2 separate regions of the Homo sapiens genome follow, and region 2 is linked to region 1. Evidence: read pairs that join two places in POLR2A ChIA-PET (ENCODE). Cell type or tissue: GM12878. All regions are shown on one strand.

The links. ChIA-PET counts read pairs that join two places held together with the same protein. Peaks named below come from ENCODE experiments on the same cell type or tissue, not always from the same donor. Only the 100,000 strongest peaks of a DNase experiment are listed, where the experiment ranks them.
Region 2: POLR2A ChIA-PET joins it to region 1 with 5 read pairs; 3 of 35 experiments call an interaction of 5 or more read pairs at or near these places.

The regions. Positions count from the first base shown.
Region 1 is chr7:95,499,767-95,503,766 of GRCh38, forward strand. All of the region lies in intron 2 of ASB4 (ankyrin repeat and SOCS box containing 4), which reads left to right. Among named protein-coding and RNA genes, the nearest start is that of ASB4, 16 kb to the left of the region's middle. RefSeq lists a silencer at 991-1,285 and an enhancer at 1,584-1,633. In GM12878, no CTCF peak of the experiment used is centred here; a DNase peak (open chromatin) is centred at 1,895; H3K4me3 peaks cover 377 bases; H3K27ac peaks cover 1,623 bases.
Region 2 is chr7:95,449,257-95,453,256 of GRCh38, forward strand. No RefSeq gene overlaps it. Among named protein-coding and RNA genes, the nearest start is that of PON2, 16 kb to the left of the region's middle. In GM12878, no CTCF peak of the experiment used is centred here; no DNase peak of the experiment used is centred here.

The DNA of each region.
Region 1 (4,000 bases):
CATAGAAAGAAAACAGCTGAAGATGCACGAGACAGGATAACTGAAAGTCCTTCAGAAGTTGAGATGAGATTAAATCCAGAGACTACGGGATACATCCTCTTTTTTTTTTTTTTTTTTTTTTTTTTGAGACGGAGTCTCGCTTTGTCGCCTGGGCTGGAGTGCAGTGGTGCGATCTCGGCTCACTGCAAGCTCTGCCTCCCGGGTTCACGCCATTCTCCTGCCTCAGCCTCCCAAGTAGCTGGGAGCATCCTCATTTTTAAGAAGCGGGACAAAGTAAAAGATGGTTTTAAATGCCAGAATATTTATAGATTTGATGGTGCTACGATGAGGGAGTTCGGATGGTTTTTCCCCTCAACAATGTGTCAAAGTCACCAGCCAAAAAATGAGAGGAGAGCAGAAAGCATAGACATTTTCATAAGAATGGAGAAGGAATGGGAGGTTCGGGAGAAAAAAAATGGGAGAAGAAACTTACTAGAGAAATGTAGTAGGATTACTGGACTTATAAAAGATGCCATGTGGCTAGGAGCCGTGGCTTATGCTTGTAATCCCAGAACTTTGGGGAGGCTGAGGCAGGAGGACCTTTTGAGGCCAGGAGTTTGAGATCAGACTGGGCAACATAGTGAGACCACATCTTTACTAAAGGAAAAATAAATTAACCAGGCATGGTGGTGCATCTGTATTCCTAGCTACTCGAAAGGCTGAGGCAGGAGAATTGCTTGAGCTCACGAGTTTGAGGCTGGCTGCTGTGAGCTATTATTGGACCACTGCACACCAGCCTGTGTGACAGAGCAAGATCTGTCTCAAAAAAAAAAAAAAAAAAAAAAAAAAAAGCCATGATCTTTTCAACCTGCGGAAATGAAGGGGAAGAAAAAATTCAGCCCAGCATATTCTCCTTCTTCTTTGGTTCACTTGTTAAAAATGAGGCTGTATCCCATATTCTCTGGATTTCATCTCATCTCAACTTCTGAAAGACTGGAACCTTTCAGTTATCCTGTCTCATACATCTTCAACTGTTATTTCTATGAATCACTTACTTTGGCACACAAGGTTTTCCTCTGATCTCCAACTGTAGATAATAGTGACCTGTGACCTCCCTCCAGCAATTGTGCTCTTCTTCGCTTTTGCAGCCTCCCACTTAGGAAGGAAGCTACAGGGACAAGGTTAGGCATAATTTGGAGCTTACTCACATTTTCTATGTGTAGCCATCACCACTCTTCACATTTACTCATTCATTTATGTTTAGATTTAGTTTTTATCTTTATTGATTTTTAAATTTAATTAGTTTAAACATGCAAGCTTTTTATTTTTAAGAGTTTAAGGAATTTTAGAAATTATATATTAATTTAATCATTAACTTTCTAATTAAAACATTTTTTGTCTCACTTTTCGTAATAATGAAATGAAAATGAAAGCTGCCCACTTTACTCTGCATGAAGCAAATCCTGACAGTAGGAGGAAAATTTGTTACTGCAGGAAAGCCATAAAAATTCAAATGTTTCTTAGCAGAATGTAGCATGGGGGCAATGTAAAGGGGGCCATGCCTTTTAAAAGACTGTTCCCTGCTACTTTATCTGACAGTGACACAAGTCAACCACATGTTAGGAAATTCCCTGGTCAATGAAGTGGAACATGGTAAGGCAAGATGTCACTGGCCTTCATTTTAATCCGAAATAGATAGGCCTGCTGGACAGACGCTGCTCTTACCACCTCACCGCATTCCATCTTTTCATCTTAATCATAAATAAGAACACTTAAGATCTACTTTCAACAAATTTCCAGTAAACAATGCAGTGTTACTAACTATAGTCATCCTGCTATACATTAGATCTTCAGAACTTATTCATCATCCGGTGTAACTGAAACTTTGTTAACTTTTTACATTGTGGCCTTTTCATGTGACTTCATCAACCACAAACTGACAGAGTGGCCAACCTTTCACTCCCTAGAGGTGTCACCTTTCCCAGCCGGTACAGTTATTCCCCATCTCTTTTGTTCTTGTCAACAGAGGGAGACTACCTAGAGATGAGAAGGAAGAAAGAGGTAGGGGGAAGCTTGGGCAATGCTTGTAGGCTGACACTAATGAATTAGGCTTATAAGAATCAAGGAGAGAGAATAGAAGTCCATTAAAGATCCACTTACTCTTTCAAGCCATGTCATCAAAGGCCGAATTCACAAAGAAAATAGAGATAAATTAGAGAAAGCAAAAATGTTCAACTTCAGAAGGGCAAACACCATAAAATTAAAAGGCAATCATAAAACTGGGGAAAATATTTGAGACTATATGACAAAGGGCTTACTATACGCAGAAGTTTTTCAATTAAAGTAATGAGGCTAACAACTAAAAAAAAAAGAGAGAGAAAGAGGTAAAAAAAGAAAAAGAACAAAACGACCAAGAACAGGAATATTTAAGGGAAAAAAAAGAAAAATCATATAAACAGCAAATAAATATATGACATAATGATAGCCTTCATTGGTAATCAGTAACATGTCAATTAAAATGACAATTAGCTATTTTGTTGTTGTTTGTTACGTTAATAAGCATACAAAAGATAATACATATATGACAAACACATAGGGAAGTGCTCTTACACACGCTTAATAGAATGTAAATAGGTACCAGCCTGCGGGGGGGGGGCAAATTGATAACACATATCAAAAGCTTAAAACTTTCTTGTAACTTAGAAAATTCGCCTCTAGGATTAGGGACCAATTCTAGGCAGGAGACCATTTTACCCAGGGCTGTCATTTACTTAGGGCCTCAAATTCAGACTTTAGATGTTATCTCTGAACTAGGTTATACCTAAAGTCAAAGAGATAACTGGGGAGAAAGAAAAAGAAAGACACTGATCATGTAACTTAGAATTGTGCTTGGTCACATGACCTGCAGTACACTAGAAATTAGAGACTTTCTCCTAATTCTGTAAGAGTTTTCAGAATAATGCAGTTAGAGTATATTTTACTTATTTTACCTTATATTTTCATCTTAGAAGTTTTGATTGGTTAAGAAAAACATTTAAAATGTACCACAATTGAAAATATATAGATAGGCACTTTTAATTTTTAAATGTATTTAGAGTCTCAAAAAATTGCTTGATTCCTATTTGCCCTCAGAGAGTCATTTATATTACTGAAAAACTGAAAAATGCTTACATATCTAATAGAAAATTTCATGTTGTTACCGCCATACCATGCAGATATTTAAAATGATGTTTAAAGGAATGTCCATTCACATGGGAAGGTTGTAAAAAGCAGCTTATGGGACAGTATGGACTGTATAGATGTATTTTTCTGAAAATTATATGTGACTATGCATATCAAAATAATATTTAAAATATCAGAGTGAAACTTGATATTATAGCTAATGTTTAACTGTAGCTAAGCAATTTCAAAAAGGCAAATCTGTTATTTTAGATCCTTGCTGCTAGAATAATTTTTTTTAAAGTGTGGCAGCTGGCAGATATATAAATAAGAAAACAAACCTGTGAATCAGATCACTGGGTAAAATTTCAACCCATCTTATGCATGAGGAGAAAGTAAGTGTTTTGCAGGTAGGTCTTCTAACCTGGAAACTAAAAGACTGTGAGCATCTTGTTTTCTTTCCTTTGCATTTTTATGCCTCAGCTTCTTGGACAGCGCTTGGCACATAGAAAGTGCTCAATAAATAGTTACTGAGATTACTGACAGATCTGGGAATGGCTCCAGAAGCCCTGAGTGCATGGATGGGGACCCACTGCCACCTAATAAATGAAAACTGTGTGGTTCATGGTTAATGAAATGCTGCTCTTCATCAGTTTTACCCTCTCAGTCTCTAGAGGTATAGCCAAAGGCTAAATTTTCTCTCTCTTAGATTATGTCACAGATACTCTGGGGGAGAACTCAAATACATCACTTTGTAGCTGGACAGAGGGAATTGAGACAACATATAGACGAGGAAAATACGTCAGGCTAACATTAAGCTCAGGACCACAGAAGTCCGTTAGAGGAAGAACCAATGCCATGG
Region 2 (4,000 bases), 51 kb before region 1:
TGTGCTACTACACTCCAGCCTGGGTAATAGAATGAGACCCTGTCTCAAAACAACAACAAAATTACCACAAAATCAGTGGCTTAAAAGAACAGAAATTTATTTTCTCATAGTTCTGATGGCCAAAGGTTAAAAATCAAGGTATAGGTAGGGCTACACTCCCTCCAGTGGCTCTAGAAGTGGATTCTTCCTTGCCCTGTTCAGTTTCTGCTGGCTCCTCATATTCCTTGGTTTGTGGCTGCATAACTCCAATCTCCGCTTTCATCTTCACATGGCCTTCCTCCCTGTGTCCCTAAAATTTTCATGTCTTTTCTCCTGCAGAGATACCAGTCACTGGATTTAGGGCTTATCCTAAATCCCAGATGATTTTATCTCGAGATCCTTGAATAATTACATGTGCAAAGACTCTATTTCCCAATAAAGTCACATTTTGAGGTTCTGAGTAAACATGAATTTCAGGGGACATTACAATTAGGAAATAACTTTTTTTCTGACATATATTCTAACTGGTCACTAATTAATGTAATATAGAAAAGATATTAATTTTTACATGTAAATTATACATCTAGGCTCTGTTGCTCTGGCTGGAGTGCAGTGGCGCAATTATAGCTCACTACAGACTCAACCTCTGGGGCTCAAACTGGGACCATATGTGTGTGCCACCATGCCAAGCTAATTTTTTTTTTTTTTGGAAAGATGGGCTCTCCTTATGTTCCCCAGTCTGGTCTCAAGCTCCTGGGCTCAAGCAATCCTCCCATCTTGGCCTTTCAAAGTCTTGGGATTACAGGTGTGCACCACCATGCCTGGCCTAAGTTTTTGATAGATACCTTTTTTCAAGTTAAAGAAGTTTCCTTATATACTTACTGTGCTAAGACTATTTAAGAAGATAAAATATAGGGCATATAAGCTTAGAAGTTGCCACTGTGTTCTAACAACAAGTATTAATAAAAATCTGAACAAACTGAAAAATCAGCAACTCTTCTTAGATCCATCAGAGAAGTGAGGTCACAGGGCAATCTACCACCCCCCAAATTAGAGAAATAGGCAACTACAAAGAATCACCACAACTTACAGGAGCAGAAACCCAAGAGCAGAAATCTCCAGACCATCCAATGCCAGGGAAGGAACACCTGAATTACAACTGCTGGTGGTGCAGTGAGGTCAAGTCTGACAGTTTACGAACCCCAGGGAAAGCCAGTCATAGGGAGATTCCCATGCTTTTCTGAATTTTACTTCCAGGAGCTCTGACAAGTCTTCATAGTGAGTGTCAGAGAAAAATCCCCTCCTGCTTTTGGTAGAGGGAGGGAAAAAGTATTCTGAAATACTTCATTGCATTCTACTCTTCTTAACAAGGTGTGACCTCAGAAGAAACTGTTTCACAAAAACCTAACCTACTAGGGTTTCATCAGAGCCTAACCTACCTTAGGGAAGAAAAATACCCAGTGACAGCTCTAGTCTAGTCATCCCGTTCTACCTTTAGTGATCTGGCGGTAAGGTATTGGGGGCGGAAAATGGTTTTACAGTCTGAGTCTTCTGGTGAGCCTGTGCACTTAACCAGCGCTTCTCAGTTTTTCCCCCAACTAAGGTACACCACCACACCCGGCTAATTTTTGTATTTTTAGTAGAGACAGGGTTTCACCATGTTGGCCAGACTGGTCTCGAACTTCTGATCTTGTGATCTGCCTGCCTCGGCTTACCAAAGTGCTGGGATTACAGGCGTGAGCCACCGCGTCTGGCACCTCCACACTCTTTAATACTTGGTATTGTCTTTTTTTTACCCCTTTTCCATTCTGGTGGATGTAAAATGGTATTTGATTTTGTTAACTCAAACTATTTAGAATATATTTTATTTATAAATTCATGGAATTTAAAAAAGGAATCAATTTATTTGTTTGAAATTTTATTGCAATAAGGTCCAAAACCATGATTGGTATCATGACTGTTCTCTGAAAATGTTGAGATCTCTTTTGTGGTATAGTATATGACCAAATTTTATAATGAATGGTTATTTGATAAGTATTTGTATCTTTATTAGATATGGAGTTCTTCTGTTTCCTATAAATTAAAGATTTTAATAAAAATTCAAGCATATGTTTATATTTATATTGTTTTGAATATTGTTGCTCCATCTTCATTTTTCCTAAATGGACTTTTCTAATAGTCTCTTTCAACACTTGTATTAAATAAATTTGGATCTCCTGGATGGGTCATTTAAGTCTTCCTTTTCTTCCTTTACATCTTTTTCTGTGTGTGTCCTGTATTCTGAGAAAAAAATTTTTTTTTTTTGTACAGCTCACTAATTTGCTCTTTTTTTGGTGTCCCATCTGCTATTCTACTCATCTATTGAATGATCCATTTCAAAAATGAAACCTTTACGTGATTGCTTGTTGATCTTTTTTTTTTTTTTTTTTTTTTTTTCTGAGATGGAGTCCCACTCTGTTGCCCAGGCTGGAGTGCAATGGCTCCATCCTGGCTCACTGCAACCTCTACCTCCCGGGTTCAAGTGATTCTCCTGCCTCAGCCTCCCGAGTAGCTGGGATTACAGGCAACTGCCACCACACCCAGCTAATTTTGTGATAGAGACGGGGTTTCACCATGTTAGCCAGGTGGGTCTTGAGCTCCCAACCTCAGGTAATCCACCCACCTCGGCCTCCCAAAGTGCTGGGATTACAGGCATAAGCTACCGTGCCTGGCCTGCTGGTTGATTCTTTTAAAAGAATTGCTGGTGAAAATACTCTCTTGTATCTCTTGGAACATACTGTATTAATTAAACTTAGAATAAAATCAAAAGTCTAATGGCCTAGAATGGCCTACATTAGAATAAAATAAAAAATCTAATGGCCTAGAATGGCCTATATGACAGGGCCCCCTGTGCATTCTCTGACCTTTTCCCCTCATTCCCATTCTGCTCCAAACATTTTGGCCTCCCTGCTGTTGTCAACATTTCAAAGCTCTAAGCACATACACTTGTTCCTAGCCCTGCTGCTGTGGTCTCCCCCTGGATGATAGGAGCTTGCTCTGGCACATTATTCAGGTCTCTGTTTAACAGTCATTTCCTCAGCAGAGAGGGATTCCCTGGCTACCTTACCCAAAGTGGCACTTCATATCCTCATATGTATTCTCTTTCCCCCACCGCTTACTTACTGTGCTTTATTTTTGTCCAAAATACTTTTTGCCTACAGATATTTTGTTTTGCTTATTTTTTCATTGCCTGTCTCAATCAGTAAACTGCAATGTCTGTGATGGTAGAGACCTTGCCTGTTTTGTTTACTGCAGTGTCCCTCAAAATTAAGAGTGTCCGGTACACATTAGAGAGGCTCAAGAAATATGTGTTGAATGAAGTGATGATGGTGTTTCTAAAGTCCAGTGCTGCCTACTCTATTAACTTTGTTTGTGTGTTCATTCTTCCATATTTGGTGCCTCTGTCTCATGATGCTGGCTTACTTCAATTATTCATGTGTGCATTTTTGTATTTGGGAGGCCCTGCCAGGCCATCCTAAGAAAGCTCAATTTAATCACTCCAGTCTGCTTATGGAAGAAACTCTTAAAGTCATGCTGGAGTGGACCAGCAGACTGCCGCTAGCTGCTTTTGGGGAGAGGCAGAATAGGCTGCTGGTTGGGGTGTACCTATAGCTAGTCTCTGGGCTAGATACTCCTCATTGTCCTGACAGTGACCATTATTCTAAAGGCCCTAGTCCTTCCTTTCCAATTGAGGCCCCTACATTTGTTACTGCTGCCTAAAGGCAGGTACCACTTTTGCTTGATGCTTTATGCAGAAGGAAGCATGGGGCGGTTGACCTACTTGTCTGTTCCTACTCTAATAACCACACTATCTTTCTATTCACTGTCCTAAGCCTCCAAGTTGCCATCCTACTTCAAATATCTTTACTTATGTGCATCGAGCAGTACCATTTTCTTAAAAATAACATTTTTATTTTGATATAGCTTAAGATTTGCAGGAAGCAACAAAATAGTACAGAGAATTTCTACGTACTCTCCAGAA